Regions from separate parts of the Homo sapiens genome. Here region 1 is linked to region 2. Evidence: chromatin loops called from intact Hi-C (ENCODE). Cell type or tissue: tibial artery. All regions are shown on one strand. Links, peaks and the distances in the headings refer to the core of each region. The heading gives the core; the rest is flanking DNA.

Evidence for each region. Hi-C counts contacts between places; a loop is a spot of excess contacts. Peaks named below come from ENCODE experiments on the same cell type or tissue, not always from the same donor. Only the 100,000 strongest peaks of a DNase experiment are listed, where the experiment ranks them.
Region 1: a loop joins it to region 2, with 6 times the contacts of the local background. A loop is called at or near these places in 1 of 110 quality-filtered maps.

Annotation. Positions count from the first base shown.
Region 1 is chr9:8,677,791-8,689,953 of GRCh38, forward strand. All of the region lies in intron 12 of PTPRD (protein tyrosine phosphatase receptor type D), which reads right to left. Among named protein-coding and RNA genes, the nearest start is that of PTPRD-AS1, 170 kb to the right of the region's middle. In tibial artery, for the core only: no CTCF peak of the experiment used is centred there; a DNase peak (open chromatin) is centred at 6,031.
Region 2 is chr9:9,068,011-9,080,173 of GRCh38, forward strand. All of the region lies in intron 10 of PTPRD (protein tyrosine phosphatase receptor type D), which reads right to left. Among named protein-coding and RNA genes, the nearest start is that of PTPRD-AS1, 220 kb to the left of the region's middle. In tibial artery, for the core only: no CTCF peak of the experiment used is centred there; no DNase peak of the experiment used is centred there.

The sequences.
Region 1 (12,163 bases), core at 3,939-8,938, 390 kb before region 2:
AATTATTAACAGACCCAGGCACCACAAGCAGCGGGGACTCACTTGGGAAGCGAGCAACACATTTATTTAGTTCTAAGATTGATGAATCAGAGGAAGGGGAAAGCAGCAGCAGTTATTTTGATCTGTGGGGGGTCTTGGTGCCTTTTGTATCTCAGCCTCTGCTGGTGTTGAGGCTCTTTGTGGGTGCAGGCCTGCAGGCTGCTTGTGTCTCTCTCTCCTGCTATCTCTGCTGACAGCTTCTCTGTGTGACAGCTTGGAATCCCGGCAGTGAAGTGTGAAAATAAAACACAGGCAAAACTTTACATGGGAATTTAAAATTGGAGTTATATTTTTGAAAGTTTTGAACGCATTAAACATCCAGAAAACTGCTTCCTTGTTAGAGCGCACAGGGAAGGAGGAGTGAACAAGGTCAAATCCAATTCAGACATCATTTCACACGAGGCTCCACACCACCCTCACTGTCCTTACGACCCCGGGAGTCCTAGATTAAATGTTCTGAGTCAAGTTAATGTCAACTATTTGACCTTTTCAAAACCACGGTTTTCCAAAAGTTAACATCTACCACATCACACTTATGTTCCTTCTGTTACATGGTTTGCTCTTTTAATAGAAGTTTTAAAAAAACTTTGTCATAATCTAAGGAGATGAGAGAATCTATACTCTCTTGTCTCTTCTTGATTCAGTCTTCTCTCCCCCAGCCCCCTTCACTTTCAGGGCATTCCAGAATTCAAGTTTAACGAGGGCAAAAGACAGTCCTGCCAAAGTCAACAATCAATACTTCTCAATAATAAAGGAAATACAGTATTTTGGCCCATATTTGCTTTCTATAGGATAAGATTCCAAAAGCGAAGAGGAGGATAATTATCAACTCCAATTCCCCAAAACCTTTGTAGTATAAATGTTTCTGAAAGGCACTGTGTTTTGCAATGGTTTGATAGAACAAACTCCCTTATGTATAAAATGACATATTTTTGGCCACAGATACATAAAAACACAGAACACATTTATATCCAGTCTAATAACATAAAATTGATGGCATGGTTTGGAACCTATTCTCTGGATTAAAAGTAGGGTCCAGTAGTAGAAAGGGTGATTTAAACAACCTAAAATAAAATGCTTTGGTAAAGAATAAAATGTTTCATGCAAATATGCATTAATAATACTGTGCCAATAATATCGAGAGCAGTTCATGTCACAATGCAAATCAGAAAAACAATCTCAGGAATTTCTGAGTTAAACAGATGACCCTGTTCGAAGTACATAGAGGGTTGGGATGGAAACCGATAAGAAATGGAAGGTGGTAGTACAGGAATAGCAACCATTAGCCTCAACAGCCTATAAAAAGGATTCCATCTTTAGAGGCAGAAACTAGTCGCTTCCTACTGAATTTCTGGAATCCTAAAATGATGCATTCTCATCTAGCATCATCCCACAACTTCAAAGCAGTTTGTTCATTATCATGCAATTTCAGCAAATCACATCCTCTTGATACGATTTCTGATCTGGAAATTCAGATATTTAAATAACTGTTCTCCAAATTCCTATTTCTAAAACTGCTTCAAAATTCCTAAACTTTCCCACAGTTATGAGAAAAATGTGTGATCCTTGATGGTCATCACTTCATATTCACTGTGATTATCTTTGCTCTCTCAGAGAATGATGTCAGCAAAAGTTTCCTTTCACCACTTGCGGGTATCTATGAAACTACAATTTTACACAGGATGCACTGTCAGACAGCATAGAACGCCTTCAACTCCTGAGGCAATGTTGCTTTCAAATTGCTAAATTATCTTTTAAAAGATTCACCAATTATGTTGCAGGAAAAACACATGTGGTTTAGAATATAAATATTTACAACAGATACTGAGATTCAGAGGTGAAAGAATGAATAGTGATGTGATGTTTTCTCCCAAGAGACATTTGCCATGACTGAGACCACTGCCAAAGAAAGCTTTGTTCTCCATTCCCTCTGTGTTCCTGCCTGCTGAGCTCTTCTTCCACTAGTCATTACAACTACTTCTTTGGATAGCTTATGACTGTTGAGCAAATATGGCATTTGTGCCTTACAAAGCTTTCAATTTAACAAAAATTTCTCAAATGCACAAATGTACTAATTCTAATTACCAATATCTTATATTTCACACTGCATGTCTACTAGAGAAAAGATCAATTGGCCAGAAAGCAAATTAATCTCATTAAAATCCTTAATGTAATCCAGTACAGTAACAAGGAGATTAAATGTAATATTGAAACATTTCTTATAAATCATATTTTATATATTAGATACTATGATTCTTTTGTTTCTACTGCATAATTACACATATATCATTTTGAATAATTTATATTATCTATTTAAAATCTATTTAATTAATCAAGAGAAATAAAGGAAAGAATGAAATTGAAAAGAAAAATTTATCTAAAAGCCGTATGTAAGAAGCAAAAGCGCTAACACTGGAAAACCAATGTTGAAAAGAACCCACAGTTTTCAATGATACCACCTGTTCCTCCTTGAAAGCTAATTAAAATACACCTTAGGAAACATAATTGCCTACAGCTTTAATTACATCTCTTCCAAGAATAAAGGGCTACCACTCCCAGGATATGTTTTCTCACTCAGCTACTGGTGTGTCTTCTCTCGTGTTGAATCTCTTTCTGACATCATAAGTGACTGCCCACCTTTCCATATATGTGCAATCATGAGATTCAAAGCCTGTATCATTTCAGAACCTAGTAAATTCAATAGCAATTTTATATTTATACCTATCTCTACATTGAGTATATATACACACAAACATAATGTACGTACATCTATATACTATATATGATATTAAATATACACACACAGCTACAATTATACTACCTAGCAAAATACAGATACTATATAAATACATAAACACACATACACACATAAATACATACAAATATGCCTATACTTCTATATCTATGTCTTTCCATTACCAGAACAAATTATGATATGCATCTGTTGGCAAATACATTGTTTGACATTCAGAACTAATTTTCCACTGGAAACAATGTCCCAGACTAGCCCATGGCAGGCTTACAAATCCAACATGTAGTCGAATGATTGGCCTCACGGGACTGATTTGAGTTTCAGGGCCCTGGAAGAAGATATGCTGTGAAAGCAGCAGCAACACAATGGAGGATAGGAAAGGGAAGAGGAGAAAGAACACATTTTCCTATATTTCCTAGGTTCAAAAATTTGAAACAGTCACTTTTTGGTATTCCTCCTCTCCCTTCCTTCACCTATCTCCTGACTTTGTTAGTGCCCTCAAGTGTCCTCCACATTCTGCCTGTGGCCCTCTACCAAGGTTACGTCATTCCCAATCACGCCTCATGCCAACACATCCACAGCTTCCCTGATCAATCATCCATAGACGCAGACACTCAGTGTAGATGAACTCTTTTAGATGTTAGAAATCAGTTTTTAGTTAATGGTAAAGTCCGTATAACCAAAGCAAACACATTTTATTTACATGTTTGTTTCTTAAAGAACATGCTTACTAATGCAAATAAGAAACTGAGAGAACTATAGCTAGCGAAGAAAAAAAAAGAAAGAAAAAGAGAGGGCATAGATGCAGTGGGTTACAGTTTTACATATTTTGGAACAGGCTAGTTTGAAGCAACAGTTTAACCAAGAAGCTGCTAGAACTTGAGATAATTCTGTTATTCCCAGCCTTCTCTTTTTCCACTGAGAGAAGCACCATGTCTTTAAAAGCTTTTGTCCCTCAATCTGTACCTCCTCCCCATCTCCATACACACACGTATCTAGACTGCTTAGGAGAAGCTTCTCCAACCAAGATCAGGTTAGCAGCAGAAGAAAGTGGTGGTGCAAAGCCGCCAGCCCTGAACGATGTGCATGCGTCATATAGACAAGTTGCTTTTGTAGAGATACCCCACTGCAAACATTCTTTTAAAGATGACCTGAAAATTCCCATCCTTGAATATAAATTCATTTCTCCACTGTCATTATTGTTTCTAGCAAACTACTTAATATAAAAAGCAACTACAGCAATAAGAATTCAGTGATTGCCCTTCCCCACTTAAAATACATAATATCTACTGTTTTCATTATTACATTCTTGGAAACCAGTACATTACTTCAGCTCTAAAAGGTGCTGAACAACCGACTACGGTAGGAGAAGACAATGGAAATCTCCAAAAAGTTCTACAAACATTTCCCACAAAACATGCAAGGATTTTTTTTAAACCCTTAAATATGAAAAATCACTTCATAGCCCACATTTATGAACATATGTACGTAAAAAATTCAATGAGACAGCAAAATAGCGATATAGACACCTTTGTCATTCAGTACAAGCTAACCACACAATGTGCAGAATGTATGTGACTCATCAAAACATAATAAAAATGCATTATGCATTAGGTAAACAACAAATAGTGTTTTTGCACGAGAGAAGTCTAAATAAGAATGTAAATTTATTTATTAAACCTCTTCAATGAGACTTCGACTCCTACCGGGATATACCCATTCTTAGCATGACAAACAAAAACTAACAACAGGAGTTCCCAGGGAGGAAGCCTGAACTTGGGCTTTAAATAATTAACACCTTTCAAAGAAAACATAAATGTTTGGGGGGATACATATCCAAATTACACCAATATCACACGTACCCCCAAAATATGTACTATGTCAATAAGAAATAAATTAAAAACCCCTGTGGTACACAACATATACATTTTTGCAATTAAAAAGAAAACTATATGAAATTATAAAAAACATTTAAAAATAATTAACACCCTTTTTTCCCTTAATTTATGCCTATGGCAATTTGTTGTTAGCAGTTAAGCCAAAATGTTATCCTAGTGTAGCAGGTGATGTACAAAGCTCTTTCTTAAAACATTGAACAGAACATCACATTTAAGGAAAATTAAGGAGGCTGAAATGGGGGAGGTCTGAGTATATTTTCATTAAATATCAAAGATTTAGTAATACTAATTACATGTTTTCTTCCCACTCAGTTAAGTGTATAAAACAGATATTCACTATTTTAGCTCTTCTAATGTAGGCCTATCATAGGTTTTTGCTGTTCCTTTCTGAGTTGTTGTTTATTTTTTTGTAAGCGAGTTTCTGCTGTTGCTATTTTGTTTTCAGTATTTGTTTCAAGCATTCAAGACTATGACTTGCAGGTTTCCCAAAAAAAGTGTCTAAAGGCTTTTAAACCTGGGTTCTAGAGAGATGAGTTTTAACAATAACTCCAACAGTTACCTTAATCACTGCCTTAATAGGTCCACATGATTTTCCACATCTTAACTTTTGTAAGAGGAATATAAAAAAAGAGCAGCAGGCTTGGAAGAAAAGGTGGATCTGGCTTAAGAAGGCATACCACTTTTGAGTGCCACACACAAAGCTGTATTTTCTGCATGTGCTGTGGTGTCTCTCTGAAGGAATTCTCTTCAAATCTGACTTTGCATTCATGATTTGACTGTCAGGTTTGAAAGCAAAATTTATGAAAACATAGGGAGAATATAAGACCCTAAAAGTTAAGCTTCTTTGAAAAATGTTAATTCATAACTTGGATAAGCCTCTCTCTTTCATGGAGACACTCCTTTCTCAAAAAAAAAAAAAAAAGTGTATACATAAGTGAGAGAGAGAGAAAAGGAAATTACAGAGGACATCAGTTGTTTGCAAACAGTTCACTTTTTTCAGGCTGGTTTTAATAAGCCTCCAATTCAGCTCCAACCTGACTCTCAGAACCCACCTCCTCTATATGTCATCAAGGAAAAGGAGGAAGAAATAAAATTTAAAAGTCCTTCTTGCCAGTCCTATGGCAGGTCATATTTTCCAAAGATGCACATATCTCACGCCATAAGGTCTCCTTCCACTAGCAGTGGGGAGTCTATTCCCTCCATTTGAATCTGGGCACAGGGTTGTGACAGCACTGGCCATAGAGTATGCTGGAAGTGATGCTATGTGAGTTCCCAGCTAAGTCGCAAGGAGACACGGCTTCTGCCGACTCTCCTTCTGGCAGTCTTCATTCTGCCTTCTTCCCTTTTCTTCCCCGACCAGAACCAGGAGTCCTGGGCTAAGACGTAAGGGTTCCAACTACTCCGAAGCTGCCATGCTAGAGAGAACTCATCAGGAGACCAAATACAGACAGAAAGGGAGGTGTCTGAGGAGTCCTAACTGTACCAGCAGCGAATGTTCAAGAGGTCCCAACATCAACCAGTGGGCTTGTGAGTAGGTAAGGTCAGAAGACTCCAGCTACCCACCCCTCCTTAGAGTCTTCTCATTGCAGCTAAGATATGGTGGAGCAGCGAAAAGTCATCTCTGCTGCGCCCTATCTGAATTACTAACCTATAGAAATCTGTGATAGTAACAGATGTCTTTTTATAAGCTACCAACGTTTTGTGTCATGTATTATACACATACAGAAGCTGAAACACTCCCAATGTGATTGCCAGCAAACCCAATTCTCTGCAAAATAAAAACAAGTATTATGTCCCAAGAACTATATTTTGTATATCATCACTTCTCCTCACAATGATTTTGTAAGCCATCTCTATTTTACAAATGAGCAATACTGGGCTGGGAGAAGCTAATAAGGTGCTCAATGTCACACAGCTGACAAGTGAACCAAGATTGGAACCCAAGTCCCTCTGACTGCAAACCCCATGATACTCCTCTTTCCTTCAATGATATCCCTCTTTCTTTCCCCTACAAGTTCACACTGCAGAGGAAATCATGTGACTAAGGTCTCAGTTATAGTACTGGGCTCAGTAAAACTAGCCTCACTCATTTCTTCCTTTCCAACTAACCTACACTGAATCCTATCATTTACAGACTAATACACAAATTATAGTAATTTCTATATATGTTGAAAAATAATAAAAGAATGAGGGAGCTATGTTAAGATTGATTAACAGGAAACTATTTACAAGAAGACACCTATTTAGAACAATATTAAGGGTGCCTGCTGTGTTTTGATTTTAAGGGTTACAGATTGCACTTTGACAAAAGTGCTTCTACGAATTATAATTATATTCATTTACTTCCCAATGAATATTTTCATTCAAAGGATTTTACTGCTCTCTGTGGGCATATGATTAATATGCATGTGCTCAAACAATATTCACAAACTTCACAATCCTAGAGAGAGAAAAAACAGTGATCAGCTTTCCCCAGTCCGAGTAAATTGCTTTGAGTGAATTTCTGCACCTGTAAAGATGCTCTTCTGGGGATGGGCTGTGTTTGCATCCGGGGCTGGATGTCAAGATGCCCTTCTGTCCTGATATTTTTCAAGGGCAACAGCATTACATTGTTATTCCAATGGACAGAGCTCATAAAAAGACATCCTTATATTCTGGAGCCTTTAGGAGAAAGCTTTTCTTTGGCAGTGAATGAAAACAAAGGCAAAAGATGAAAGGAACCATCTTTCAAAGGAAACAAAAAGGCCTCTACAAAGAAGTGCATAAATGTAGAAAGCAGAAAAAAAAAAAAGGTACATTATATTTGGCGTGAGAGTAGAGACAAAGCAAGGCCCAATGGAGCAATACTCTTTCTTTACAAATACTGTCAGAATTTTGGGGAAAAAAAAATCATTTTTGAAGGTTCCAGGAACAAAACCAACAGACGAGAGCTTAAAATATACACAGCCACAATGTTTCCATTTTGTTGGAGTTTCAGAAGAACTCCTGTGGGCAAACGCTGCATGTAAAACAGACTGGGTGTGATGTAACTATATCAAGGCAACAAACACATCAGGAACAGTTGGAAACCAGCCAATACTTTGGTTTTATATAATGTCCATCAACTGGTTGGGCTGATTTTTTACCATAAATGGCCTGTTTTAAAACTGACTGAACAGTGGACTTGAATAAATAGTGTACCAAACTAACACCATAGAGAAATATACAGAATCAAAGGTGTTCAAGAATGTCAAGCAACAGCACAGCCACAGAAGAGGTACAGGCCGATATTAATAAACCAAATCTAATCACATTTTCATTTTCCGACTGAAATCTTTCCCAAAGCAGTACCTTTACATACAGTGCTTTTTGTTAAAAATAAATAAATAAAAATAAAATGCCAAACGAGCACTAGGCTCCTCTTTATTATGTCTTTAAAAATAAAAGACTCAAGCCAGATTGGACAGTTTTCTTTGAAATTCTAGTTTCAGCTGCTTTCAGCGGCTCATTTTGAGAAACATCTGTCCAGTCTGGCTCTTGGGGAGATGTTCAAAGACAAGTGTTCTCATCTGAATGCTAAGGGACTCTCCTAAGGGAGTCAACAGTCCTCTGAAAGCAAGCAGAAACTATCAAAACATCTATAACCCTTGAACTTCTTTATCAAGTTCAGTGCACAGCGTACAATATGACTCAATTTCATCTTTAGTAAAAAATAAAGTTTGTCTGCTTCACTGCCACCTTTAAGACATCATGTTGTTTTCATATTAAAAACTTAAAATATTCAGTGACCAATTAATTTGGAGGCAAAATTGGCCAAGTATAAAGTTATGCAGGGGAGAATTCAGATTTGAACACAGCTAACTTGGAATCTGAGTTCATGTACAACATATGTATATACAAACCCACATGTTGCATTTGTGAATGTAGGCACAGAGTGAAAATTCTCCATGTTTAGGTCCACAACACAGAGCCATGTCACGAAGAATTAACACATGTTCTAATTCTCACCAGAAGTGATCCAAATAGGTTAATGAACACCTCCTACATTTCAGATATAATAATATACATTGTCACAACAATTTCATAAAGTAGGTAATAGCTCCATTTTAGAAATAAGTGAAGGGGGGTCAAACAAGCCAAAAATGTGTCCATGTTCACATAGTTGCAACTGGCAAAGCTAGGATCGGAACCAGAGTTATTTTGACTAAGAGGTCCAGAAACTTGGCTCTACCAAGCCACCATCCAAGTAGAAGGTTACCAAATACCAAAATGAGGAAATGGTAAAATATTATCCATGAGTCACTGAAACTACATAATAAAAAGGAAGCCAAAATAAGTTTTGACGCATTTAAAGCTAACTCTCTAAGGCATGGGTTAAAAGTTGAAAGCTAGCTATCAGAAGTTTAATTTTATATTCTCTCAAGTAAGAGAACCAAACAAAAGTAGATCAACCAGACCAAACTTTTAAAACACTTTAACTTCTCTATGAAGCTAATGTGTAAGATATGGTATTTCCCCCGGGGGAGAAGAGCCTGTGTAACATTGCTTTTCACTCTCATGATTGAAAGAAAAATCAATTAAAATTATCCTGGGAGACCTTTCATACCATTCCAAAGAGCCAAGAAAATGCTGGATACATTCTGAATGCAGCAAACACTAGACTCTCCTAAAAAATATTCCACATATATTGTTTGCTAAATCAAATTCAGTCCTTAGATTTTACAGGTTTAAGAGAATCTCTGGAATACATGGCAGAAATCAGAAAAAAAAACAAGCTTATCCTACATTTGGTTTCAAAGCGCTTTCTTTCAAGATCTCCCAATTTTTCTATGTTAAAATTTGTGATGGCTTCTCTCAAAACTCTGCCAGAAATTTATGAGGAATGAAAAAACTCTTCTAACAGATTCAGAAATAAAACTATGGCATTTTCAAAGGAAAACCAATATGAATGCCTTTTAAATAAAGTTTGGTAAGGACAACACAAACCGTATGTTCCAGGTATGTGATGTGAACCACATGGTCTGTGAGGCTTCTTGCACTTGATATGCTCCTCCTAAGGTGCCAACATCAACAAACAACAATGTGTACTGTGACTGAAGTTACAGCCAAGGTCGGATGGAAGTGTGGGCTCTGTTAGCCTTGATCTAATTTTTTAATGTCAAGCAAGAAAACTGACATTTTGGGGTACAATATTGCTATCCAAAGCAAATATGTGGAATGGAAAAAAGGCAAATATTAAATTCTGAAGTAAACAAAATAAGAGGTCCTTAGGTAAAATAAGAGTTTTTTTTTTTTTCTCAACTAGTCTCCTTTTCTCAGAGTAAGTTTCACATTTTATATACTACTCATATTCCCTGAGAACTTTACGTACATCAGTGTCTACATTTGGAGATGATGAGGTTATTTGATTTAAAATTGAGAGGCCTTGGTTCAAATCTTTGTCTTTGATAATCTATATGTATAATGTCCCAAATAATCAGAAAAATAAACAATTGAGTTATATCACTTTTACAGTTTTTTGAAATTCTGAATGCCTACAAAATTATTCTTTATTACAATAAAAAGTTCGCTATATAATGACAATATGAGAGTTATGTGGCTTAAAACAATTTTTATTTGCATAAATAGTCATCCTAGTCCACTTACTTGGCGAGTGATCAGTAATTTACAATGCTGAATAAATGTATCGTTTTCATAAGGGACAGATGTATTTTTATTTTTCCTTCTTATCCTTCTCATTTCCCTTATCCCATTATTCTTTCAGTACATAAGATCAAATGATGAATACACTGAGTTATCCAGATGTGGTTCAAAAAGGAAAAATATAGCCAGGCGTGGTGGCTGACGCCTGTAATCCCAGCGCTTTGGGAGGCCAAGGCGGGCGGATCACAAGTTCAGGAGATCGAGACTATCCTAGCTAACATGGTGAAACCCCGTCTCTACTAAAAATACCAAAATTAGCCGGGCGTGGTGGTGGGCGCCTGTAGTCCCAGCTACTCAGGAGGCTGAGGGAGGAGAATGGCATGAACCCAGGAGGCAGAGCTTGCAGTGAGCCGAGATCGCACCACTGCGCTCCAGCCTGGGCGATAGAGCGAGACTCTGTCTCAAAAAAAAAAAAAAAGAAAAAAATATATATAAGATGGTATCTGGATAGCAATAAGTTATAAAAAAAGAAAGTTATGTAAGAAGAAAAACATTTAGTAAACACGTATTCTTCAGGTTTCTTATTCATAACACACAGGCCATAATAACCCTTGCAATGGATACATTCTTTTTGTAGAACACCAAGCTATCCATCCATAGTCAAATGAGGTTATAGGAGATTTACCAAAAAATATACATCAAACTACATTCAGTCTCAATTTTCTCATCCATGAAAAACGAATGGTTTTATCCAAATAATCTCTAAAGTCCCTTGCAGGCCTATGACTTTATCACTCTAAACATCTATGCCTGTATTCATATCATTAGTACCATCAACACACATGAATGCATTTGAAGAATGTTCTAAATTTTATAAATCAGGGCATGAGAAACTAATACAGGGGCAAAAAAGAGGCTCTTCAAAATTATGGATTAGAAGCAGGATGGATTCATTAATGTTTTTAATTTCACTCCTCCTGAGAAATGGAGATGTCTAAATCAGGCTGGGCAATCACTAAAGTGACTCTGAGAATCATCCTTACAAAAAAACTTTCTTGTTAAAATACAGCAATATGATTCCACCTCTAATTGATACCAATATCATTATTAAAAAATAAAAATAAAAAATAAACTGTGTGGATAGAAAGATGAAAACAAAATCAGAGTAAGAGTATATGACTACAGAGAAGGGAATATTTTCCCTCTGTACTAATTAGTTCATTTCTTGCTACCTGAAGACTTACTGGGTTAATCTGTGGCACCACAGTGTAGTAGTGTTTTTACACTGCTGATGAAGACACACCCAAGACTGGGAAGAAAAAGAGGTTTAACTGGACTTATAATTCCACATGGCTGGGAAGGCCTCAGAATCATGGTAGGAGGTGAAATGCACTTCTTACATGGTGGCGGTAAAAGAAAATAAGGAAGAGGCAAAAGTGGGAATCCCTGATAATACCGTCAGATCTCGTAATACGTATTCACTACCATGAGAATAGTATGGGGAAACCACCCCCATGATTCAAATTATCTCCCATTGGGTCCCTCCCTCACACATGGGAATTATAGGAGTACAATTCAAGATGAGATTTGGGTGGGGACACAGCCAAACCATATCACACAGGATGTAATATCCTATTTGGTTCATCTCTTCTTTAGAATATTACTGTTTTTCTACACTTTGAGTGAAGAGGGAATACTTATTTGGATAGAATATTTAAAATTTGGGCCAGGCACAGTGGTTCATGCCTGTAATCCCAGCACTTTGGAAGGCAAAGGCTTGTGGATCAACTGAGGTTAGGAGTTCAAGACCAGCCTAGCCAACATGATGAAACTCCCATCTCTACTAAAAATA
Region 2 (12,163 bases), core at 4,871-9,870:
TCTGGCAACACTGCTCTGTTCTCCACATCTATAATTTTGTCATTAAAAAATTATATACATAAATACATTTAATATTTAACCTTTTTTAGATTTTTTTCTCTCTCTTTTAGCTTTTACTTAGCATAATTTTCTCGAGATTCATCCAAATTGTTGAGTGTATTGATTTCTTTTTGTCCTTTTTATTACTGAGTGCTAGCCCATGAAATGGTGTATCACAGTTTTTTATCCATTTACCCATTGAAGTGGACATCTGGGCTGCTTACAGTGTTTAGCTACTAGAAATAAAATTTCTTTGAACATTTATGTACAGGTCTGTGTTAACATAGGTTTCCCCCTCCCAGGATAAATGCCCATGAATGCAATTACTGGTTGCATAGTAATTGCTTGTTTACTTTTATAAGAAACTGATGCTTCTTTGAGAAGCTATGCCATTTTACTTTCCACCAACAATGCATATGCAATCTTTGGATTTCTTTTAGTTTCTGACATTCACTATCATCTAGTATTTTAATAACTGCTTTTGTGTCACTTTTAACACTTAATTGCTAGGACACCACATTAAAGTCTTTCTCATCTTTATCTTGCAACTGATGTTTTACAAAAAATTTTCTTTTTTCTTTTGAGATGGAGTCTCACTTGTCCCCAGGCTGGAGTGCAGTGGCGCACTCTCAGCTCACTGCAGTCTCCGTCTCCCTGGTTCCAGCAATTCTCCTGCCTCAGCCTCCCTAGTAGCTGGGATTACAGGCGCGTGTCACCATACCTAGCTAATTTTTGTATTTTTAGCAGAGATGGGGTTTCACTATGTTGGCCAGGATGGTCTCGATCTCCTGACCTTGTGATCTTCCCTCCTTGACCCCCCAAAGTATTTGGATTACAGGTGTGAGGCACGGCTCTCGGCCTACAAAAATTTCTTTATGGGAAAATATTTGGACATCTGAAAAATAATTTCCGGGTAATAGGCAAATATCTTCATTGTCTTCAATTCTGTAGTAAGATTTCATATATACAAAGGAAAATAAAAAGCACCCACTTAAGAAAAAACAAATTAAGAATATGCTTTTATTCAATAAGACTACAGTGTATGAGAAAACCTGACGGAAGTTCTAAAGATATTGCTATACTTAAAGGTTTCTCAAGGTGGAACTTTAAATTCCCAAGACAAGAACTAATTTAGTGACATATTAAGACATTTAAATACCATTGCTAAATGAAAATAGCCCCAAATTAATTTTTCCAAAATCGAAAAAGTATCTTTATTTATAAGTCAATGCTTATTAAAAGAGCAGTAAATACAAAAAAAGTATAAAGAAGAAAATAAAATTAGCCACAGTAGTATTCACACACAAAAAACTGGCTTTCATACATTCATGACTTAAACGTCTTTGTGACTAGAATGAGCTGGTTTGGGAAGAGAGAAAAGTGGTTAATTTTAAGAAATGGGATTAAAGTGAAAGGACTGTAAACTTAAAGCATTACTGACAGAATGTAGTGAGCACAGACTCAAAGCAAGAAGAGTTATCATGATGCTACCTTAACTGTTCAGTAACAACCTTAGATTGCTGGCTCCAGCCTTGTATTGAGGCCTTCAAGCCAGCAAAGTTATAAACTCTTTTATTAAATGCCAATTATTTAGTTTCTTGTAGTGACCAGTGTCGTGCCTGACTCAGCACCTTCTAAACTTAACCATTGTGAATTGAGTTTATGAAGGCAGTGTTAGAATGTAAAGATGAAGGAAACATGTATACCTCTTAATTTAATATGGAAACCTCAGGTATTATACAAAACCAATCCTAGCAGCACTGGAAGAGGAGCAGTATAAAAATGAGTTCACTAAAGCAGTGCCAGATTGAATCATCTAGCTATTGTGTAATGTTAGCTTGAGGATCATCTATTGCTTATTATTTCACCAGTGGAGAAAAAGAACCTATAAAATTAAAAGAAAAAAAGGCTTTCTCCTAGGTGTCTGTGAGAGAACAGAGTTTAAAGTAAATCAACACTTCACTGGAAAATATTTCCCTAGTTGTTTCCTCTATGGACAAAGTCCTTGAGGAATCAGTCATGTATTTCAAGTGTCAGCAGAGCTTAGGAGAACAGCTGAGCTTCATAACTCTTAGCATTTTATTTATTCACAAGGAAATATTGACTTAAATTAGCTAGATTCTGTCTTGGTGTCACTTGATTCTCTAGACTTACACAGAGGTTGGAGAAGGAATTTATGCAATTCAAAGACGCCAACTTGTCAAGGAGTAAATCAATGTGATTTTCACAAAGCCAGTTTTACATAAGGCGTCTTGTAATTCTACAAGAAATATGCTATTTTCCTTTCATTCCATTATAGAAATATAGAAAAACAGTTATAATAAATTAATATATGTTCCCATTCTCATTTTTCTTTGAGCATAGGTAGCAACATCGATCCAAATGATTCAAAGACTTTAAGTTGACCCATTCAACTTTATCCAAATTTTGAAGAGAATAATATGCCTGAAGTTGAAAATCAAGGGCACATTCCTTCACATTTTGCCCATTTGAAAAAAGGGGACAAAACCCATAAGGCTCTATACAGTTTTTCTTGATTAGTTACAGTCTTTTAAATTATTTTAAAATAAAAGCAATAAGCACTTTTAACTTAATCTTTGTATTCAGCCATAAGAACACACTACCTGTTCTTATGTACTGAAGCCTCATTTGAAGATCCTATAATCACTGCACTTTGGCATTGTATGGAAATCTTAATAATTTTTTAGTTCAGGATTTACATTTATCACACTTTATAAGTAAAACACTCAATGTGCTAAGCAGTGTGTCTAGTTTAAGTAACTAATAAGTGGCAGTCAAGGCTAGAATCCAGAGTACCTTAGTTGCTACTGCTAGTGTCCCCACTAGCACTACCTTTATTATGATTATTATTGAGACAGGATCTCACTCTGCCTCCAGGGCTGGAGTGCAGGCTGTAGTGCAGTGCCTCCCCCAGCTCACTGCAGCCTCGAATTTCTGGGCCCAAGTGATCCTCCCACCTCTGCCTGCTGAGTGATTGGGACCACAGGCATGCACCACCATACCCAGCTAATCTTTTAATTTTTTTGTAGAGACAGGGTCTCCCTATGTTGCCAGTGCTACCTTTAAATACCCAGTAAAACACATTTAATTCTTTCTGTGGCACGTAAAACTTGGAGTGGCTTGCATGACCCTTTCGCCTCTACCCTGAACTTTTATATTCATTCCCTGTGTAATCAATGCTCTCCCCTTGAGTTTGGACAAGGCACACAACTTCTCATTAGTAAATATGGCAAAGGTGAAGGGCTATTGCAGATATGCAATTTAGATGCCAAATAGGTTGATTTTGAGTTAGTCAAGAGGGAAATTATCCTGGGTGGGCCTGACTGAATCAGGTAAAAGCCCTTACAAAAAGAACTAGGCCTTCTCTGAAGTTAGAGATTTTACATAGGAGAGAGTCTTCTTGCTGGCTTGGTGATGCAAGCAGTCAGGTTGAGGAAGCCTAAGTTGCAGGGAACTGTGAGTAGCCCCTGGGAACTATGGATGGCCTCTGGTCCCTGAGGTCAGCCTCTAGCCTCCAATCAGCAAAGGGTGGGGGCTTTCATCCACACAGACCAAAGCAATATTAATTCTGACAACAACTTGAATGAAACTAGAAGAAAAATTTTCCCCAATCAAACCTACAGATGAAAATGCAACCCGGCTGATAATACATGACCATGTAAGATCTCAAAGAGAGGGCCCAGATAAGCTATAACTGGGCTCTTGATTCATAAAAACTGGGAGAAAACAAGTGTGTGTTATTTTAAGCTGCTAATTTTGTGGTAATTTGTTACTCTAATATAGAAAAGTAAAGCGCTTTGTAAGTGGAGTATTTCCCCGTCATACTTGAGAGTAAAATATGCTTTTAACCTGTTTGTGTATAACACATAGAAATGGTCTGCTGTTTTGCAGTCTTGCTTCACACATCACACCCCTTCCTCATCACTGCACAGTCATATCAGAGCTCCTGCCAGACCGAAGAAGTGATTGTTTCCTCAGGCAGTGATTTGCAGATGTTTGATTTTGCAAAGCAGGATAATTTTAAAAAATGTTTTGGCCACAGACATAGTGTTACCAAACTTTAAATTAACTGCATAACAACATTTTAAAAACACCAGCTACTATATAATTATTTTATCATTAAAAACCAAAATATAATACCAAAAAGCTTAGTAGGGTTAGAATCTCAGAAAGAAAAGAGTCTTTCTCACGAACAAAGAGCTGGCAACTTACACACACACACACACACACACACACACACACACACACACACTCCTTAATATTCCCATTTTGCCATTGACCAGAATAAACAGAGCATTGTCACAGATTGCTACCAGACTATACACAATGTCATTTGGAAGCCAATGTTGTAAGAAGTTGTTTTAAAAACCACTGGGTAGAGCAGATGGCATCCTCTGCTACTTCGTTCAGGCTGCTTACTATCTTTCAAGATTAAGATGCTTTTATGAAGGAGTGAACTAGAAATGTACAAGCTGTCTTTTTATACCCCACTAATTATACTTTTATAAAAATATTTCTTCATCTACAGAGCACCTCTTATTTGCCACATACTATTCTACATAGTCAGTATCTATCATGTCACTGAGTCTTCATTAGAGTCCTGTGATTTGTATTACTATGATAATCGTCATTTTGCACATGGGAAATCTTACGTAGCAGGGACTTGACGAAAGTGAAGTGATCTTAAGTTATTTAGCCCACACTTTTAAACACTATGTTAGAATGTTACATGGAGTCACATTTTGCCTTGTGTATATTCCTTTTTGTCCATATTGATTTCACACATAGATTAATCTAGAAAACTGAATGAGCATTTCATGGAAAACAGGATATAAGACAAGTATGAAGGCATATAAAAAATTACGTGCCATCTTGAACAGATCTCTACTGACAGCATATTTGAGAGAGATTTTCGATTTGAGGATCTCAAACATGGAAGTTCAGAATAAAACTTAAAGGACAGCTTTTCAATAATATAATGGTGAAACCAATGGAAGAAATCAGTGGAGAAATAAAAAGGGGTAAAGAAAGACGAGAGAATGTTGAGGGAAACACTAATTAGTAATAACATGGTTGAGGTTCCTCTTGGAAACCACCCAGAATCTAACTTGAACTCAGATTCAACGAAGATTTATTTACTGTTCATTTTGTACAAGCACTGTGCAAGGCATTGTTACATGTTTTCTAGTGATTATCAGAGTCATAAGCTTGTGGACTCTCGAATCAGATGATCTGGCTTTCAATAATATATCTGAGATGGTATGCAAATAGGACAATATGGGACTTCTTTTTTTAAAAAATCAAATATTTGGTTATGAATAATTTTATGTGTCAATATGGCTAGATCATGGTACTCAGTTGTTTGGTCAAACACTTGTGTAGATGTTACTCTAAGACTATTTTTCAGTTGCGATTAACATTTACCACCAGTTAAGTAAAGCAGACAATCCTCCATAATATGAATGGGTCTCATTAAATTTGCTGAAGGCCAAGACTGAGGTTTCCCCAAAAAGAAGAAATTTTACCTGCAGACTGCAACATAGAAATTCTACCTTAGTTTCGAGCCTTCAGATGCAAGACTCTTAACTGCACCTCCAGCCTGTCGGCTTGCCCTATTAATTTTGGACTTGTCAGCTCCCACAATTATGTAAATCAATTTCTTAAAATAAATCTCTGTATATATGTATATCCTATTGTGCCTGTTTTTCTGAAAAACCCTGACTAATACATATGCCAGCTGAACTAAATGCCAGTTCTAATTCTCCAAAATCCATTAAAAATCCTCATTTTTATATTATATGTGATAATCCATATATAATATACTAAATGTAATTAAGCATCTAGTCTGTGTAATATTGGTCTCAACAGTTTCCCCACCTGTAAAATAAGGACTAATTATAGTATAACCTTCCAGAAAAGTGGGAATTATGTGAGATGTCAAGTGGGTAGCATAGTGCCTGACACACCTAAGATTTCATTAAATAGAAGCTGTTTTGTTATCCTTAAAATAATCCCACAAAAAAATATTATTTAGAGATGAAAAAACTAAAGCTGAGAGAAGTTTAAATAGCTCTTAGGATATTAAGCCACTTATTTTGACAGTGAAATGATGGTTACTTTTCTGAATATAGCTTCCTTTTTCCTGAGTTTTATTGATCTTCAATGGGATAAATGTGCTGATGGCTGAAATACTGAAGTTTACATGAAGAATAATTGAAAAGAGATAAGGAGTAGCACAGGGTATAAAACAAGTAAAACACAATTTGTAAAAATGATCATTGATAATGAAAATGCTTTAGGATTGATTCACATATACGCAAATTTTGGTGGAACACTCACTAAAACAGATTTTCAACATTTAGCAGTCAGGGTTGACACTGGGATTATTGTAGAATTCTGAGAAGTGATCAAAATTGAGACTTGTAATTTCTTTCCACCTTATGTTTTATGGATTTGGTAGAATTTGGGAGTGAAATATAGACCAAGACTATGTAAATATTTTAAATCTGGCTCATATTTTATTATATATATAAAAGATGATCAGTGATGTTAAGCACCTTTCATGTGCCTGTTTGCCATTTGTATGTCTTCTTTTGAGAAATGTCTATTCAGAGCTTTTGCCCATTTTTAAATCAGATGATTACTTTTTTTTTCTGTAGAGTTGTTTGAGCTCCTTGTATATTCTGATTATTAATCCCTCATGAGATGTACGGTTTGCAAATATTTTCTACCATATATATGTAAAATATAACATGTAAAATAATCAGTTTTAGAACAAATTTAGGTTTCATTCTGAGGAAAAGAAATTACAATTTAGTTTGGGAGGTATTTTGGGCAAAAAAAAAAAAGTCCTATATTATCCTATCATGTACCTTATCACAGATCACTGACAATATAGAACAAAGATGGTCTTGTTTATTTTATTTGTTTAATGTTTATTGCAACTTTAATTATAATTGTACAAAAAGAGAAGAAAACAAAAATTCCCTACAAAAAGATAATGGTCAAATGCTTATTGTACTTTCCTATGAAATTATTATAATTATTTTGCTTTTGATAATCTGTGTTTAAAAATTTTTAATTTTTAATTTTTGTGCATACATAGTAGGTGTATATATTTTTAGGGTACATGAGATATTTTGATCCAGGCATATGATGCATAATAATTACAACAGGGTAAATGGGTATATCCCATCACCTCAAACATTTATCCTTTCCTTTTGTTACAAACAATACCATTATACTCAGTTATTTTTAAAAGTATAATAAATTTTTGTTGACTGTAATCACCCCGTTGTACTTTCAAATACTAGATATTATTCATTCGATATCGGTATTATTTATTTTTATTTTTATTATACTTTAAGTTCTAGGGTACATGTGCACAACGTGCAGGTTTGTTACATATGTATACATGTGTCATGTTGATGTGCTGCAACCATTAACTCGTCATTTACATTAGATATATCTCCTAATGCTATCCCTCCCCCATCCCCCACCCCACAACAGGCCCTGATGTGTGATGTTCCCCACTCTGTGTCCAAGTGTTCTCATTGTTCAATTCCCACCTGTGAGTGAGAACATGCGGTGTTTGCTTTTCTGTCCTTGTGATGGTTTGCTTAGAATGATGGTTTGCAGCTTCATCCATGTCCCTACCAAGGACCTGAACTCATCCTTTTTTATGGCTGCATAGTATTCCATGATGTATATGTGCCACATTTTCTTAATTCAGTCTTTCATTGATGGAAATTTGGCTTCTTTCCAAGTCTTTGCTATTGTGAATAGTGCCGCAATAAACATACGTGTGCATGTGTCTTTATAGCAGCATGATTTATAATCCTTTGGGTATATACCCAGTAATGGGATGGCTGGGTCAAATGGTATGTCTAGTTCTAGATCCTAGAGAAATCGCCATACTGTCTTCCACAATGGTTGAACTAGTTTATAGTCCCACCAACAGTGTAAAAGTGTTCCTATTTCTCTACATCCTCTCCAGCACCTGTTGTTTCCAGACTTTTTAGTGATCACCATTCTAACTGGTATGAGATGGTATCTCACTGTGGTCTTGATTTGAATTTCTCTGATGTCCAGTGATGATGAGCATTTTTTCATGTGTCTGTTGGCTGCATAAATGTCTTCGAGACTTCATCCACTTTTTGATGGGGTTGTTTGATTTTTTCTTGTAAATTTGTTTAAGTTCTTTGTAGATTCTGGATATTAGCCCTTTGTCAGACGGGGAGATTGCAAAAATTTTCCCCCGTTCTGTAGGTTGCCTGTCCACTCTGATGGCAGTTTCTTTTGCTGTGCAGAAGCTCTTTAGTTTAATTAGTGTAAGTGTTATTTTTGTACCCATTAACCGTCCCCTTTGCTCCCCTGTCTAGTACTCCTCCCAGCCTCTGGTAAGTATCATTCTACTCGCTATCTCCATGAGTTCAATTATTTTCATTTTTAGCTTCCACAAGTAAGTGAGAACATATAATGTTCGTCTTTCTGTGCCTGCATTATTTCACATAATATAATGTCCTTCAGTTCCATCTCTGTTGTTGCAAATGACAGGATCTCATTCTTTTTCATAGCTGAATAGTACTCCACTGTGTGAATGTACATTTTCTTTATCCATTCATCTGAGGATGGACATTAGGTTGCCTCAAAATCTTGGCTATTGTGAATAGTGTTGCAATAAACATGGAAGTGCAGATATCTCTTCAATATGATAATTTCCTTTTTTTTTTTTTTGGTTATATACCTAGCTGTGGGATTGCTGGAACATATGGTAGCTCTATTTTTAGTTTTTTGAGGAAATTCCAAACTGTTCTCCATAGTGATTGTACTAATTTACATTCCTACCAACAGTGTACAAGGGTTCCCTTTTCTGCACATCCTTGGTAGAATTTGCTGTTGCCTGTCTTTTGAATAAAAGCCATTTTAACTGGGATAAGGTGATCTTATTGCAGTTTTGATTTGCATTTCTCTGATGGTCAATGATGTTGAGCACCTTTTCATATACCTGTTTGCCATTTGTATGTCTTCTTTTGAAAAATGTCTATTCACATCGTTTTGCCCATTTTAAAATCAGATTATTAGTTTTTTTTTTTTTTCTGTAGAGTTGGTTGAGCTCCTTATATATTCTGGTTTTTAACCCTTCATGAGATGTGATGTACAGTTTACAAATATTTTCTTCCATTCTGTGGGTTGTCTCTTCACTATGTTGAATGTTTCAAAGATGGTTTTATTAATGAAAAAATACCATGGGTGTATATTTCTCCATAGTTCATAGAAGCAGAATGGGGATGAATTCAGGTGACTGAAAATGTTATTATCTTGAATAAGCTTAATGGATCTATTTCCTAATGTAGTAAGTCTTTTCCATTGCTAACTTTGGTGATTTTTATTATTAAACAAAGTCAATATAAGATGTGGTTGGTTCATCTGGATTAAAATACATACACATGCCAGAATCTATTACTCCTTTTTTATGTTTATAGAGATCCACAAAAATTGATGTGAAGAGCCAGTTTTCTAAAACTAATAGCGGAGAGTGTCATGCAAAGATTTGTGACTAAATGTGTATACTTATAGCTTAATGCACCCTGATTGGGAGAGCCTTGTGAAATATCACTTTACTGGGGGAGGGAGGAGTAGTCACATATGATGGTCCACAGTTAAACACACAGCTATGCCTACCTATACAAGATAAAGATGAAGCACATGGAACATTTCCTTGGAAATGTGAAAGGGAATGACCCCAGCTTAACCTGAGTCAGTTTTGTATTCAAATAGTCCCTCTGTGTACATTTTCTCCTTTCTCTCAAACTTGAATGAGCTCTAAAATAAATATCTATTTACATTGAAGCCATTGAGCATTTATCTACCTGACCATAGCCTAGAAATAAGAGTGAATAAGAAAAAGGAAAAAGTTTACGCTTTGTATTTTGTAAATGTATGCTAGATTTCTATACAGATATTTTCAAGGGCCTTGACATTTTCAATGGCTTATGAGATATTCTAAGACCTTCATATAACATTTGAGTCCTTGAAATCAAATTTATTGGCTTTGGAATACAAAAAAGAACCCATAAAATCAAAATGAATAAATGTTTAATTAAATGTCTGCAAGACATAACATTATGTAAACGTCATTAATTATTAAATTTAGTATTCATAAAAGTTTTATTGAATTTGAAAACAGTTTGCTGGATATATTTTTTCCACTTCGCAAGAATTTCTGAGTTCTGCTGAAAAATCATGGCCCATCCTTAATTATATCATAGTTAAATAATTTCAAAAACAAAATTACAACATTCCTTTCCAGAATTTTGCAGTAAATAATTAATGTTGAATGTGGGTGTGCTTTCATATGTTTGTTATGAGGCATGCTGTGGCTTCGAAAGGGCTGACCAAGTTCTTAAAACAGCTCCACTTTGAATTCTTCCATTGCTTGCTGTGCCATGATAGATAAGAAAGAAATACTTGGCTCATGTTCCACTTTTTTATTATAAAACCTTTCAAACTAGGGGAAGCCTTAGATTGTGTTCTCCAGAAGCAGTCTCTGGGAAAGGAGTTGTGTTTAGAAGGTTTTTTTTACTGGGGAGTGTTCTCAGGAGATACAGCTGCAGGAAAGTATGGATGGCAAAGGCAAAAACTATCAGCAATATGGTTGCAACAGAGGACCCAGTCGATCCTGCAGTGAGCTCTGGAGCTGGGATGGCCCTTCAGAATTGTGCCAAAATATTGGGGCAGTGGGATGGGACTTTATTTATTTGTAATTGAAAAATAATAACTGTACATATTTATAAAGTACAATAGTTTCAATACTCAATATATAGTGATCAGATCAGGGTAATTAGCATATTTCAATACTCATAATGTTGAGTGATCAGATCAGGGTAATTAGCATAGCCATGTTTCAATACTCATGATGTATAGTGATCAGATCAGGGTAATCAGCATATCCATCATCTCAAATATTTATCATTTATTTGTGTTGGTAATGTTCAGTATTCTCCTTCTAGTTATTTGAAACTATATATTACTGTTAACTATGGTCATCCTACAGTGCCACAGAACACTATAACTTATTCTTGCTATCTAGATGTAATTTTGTATCCTTTAACAAATCTCTCCTTATTCCTCCTTTCCCCCACCCTTCCCAGCCTCTAATATCCTCTGTTCTACTGTTTACTTACATTAGATCAAATTTTTTTTAGCTTCCACATATGGGTGAGAGCACACAGCATTTAACTTTTTGTTTCTGGCTTATTTCACTTAATATCCTTCAGTTCCATCTATGTTGCCATACATGACAGGATTTTATTCATTTTTATGGCTGAATAATATTCCATTTTGTATATGTTAATTCCATATCTTGGCTATTGTGAATAGAGCTGCAGTAGATGTGAGATGCAGATGTCTCTTCGATCTTCTTTGCTTTGGATAGATTCTCAGTAGGGGGATTGCTGGACAATATGTAGTTGCATTTGTAGTTGTTTGAGGAACCTTCATACTGTTCTCCATAGTGGTTGCACTAGTTTACAATTGGACTGGGGCCTCTGAGTCCCTGAATTAGTTAGCTGTCGGTCTCATATCTCCTCTGGGAGGTGACATAACCTTTGGCAGGCAGCTCTTGACAGCTGACAGAAACACTTTAGGGAGGGGATCAGGACACAGAGGATCACAATATGTATGCACTTATGTACTTTAAGGAGTATTAGATTTCTCACACCAAAATTCAGCCCATATGCTGTGGTTATGACAAAGGTAGATTAAGGAGAGCTAGGATTTCATCCAGTTCATGAGTTTACCAGATTAATACATTGGTGATGATGTGTTGCTGGAATAAGGGTGCCCTTAGTTTCTACTGATGTTTAATATTTAAGTGTGCACAGTATGCTTGATGAAGCTACCAATACAATATTAAATGTTCAATGACATCCCGAACATTCTAAATTCAGTTATTGGTATTTTATGTGATCATGTAGAATTCTGGGTTTAATCTAATTTAGTCAAATCATAACCCATAGTTATTGTCTATTGAGCATCTATCACTGTACTAGATCCCTGAATGCATTATATTACTCATTTCTCAATTTACATCTCCCATGTT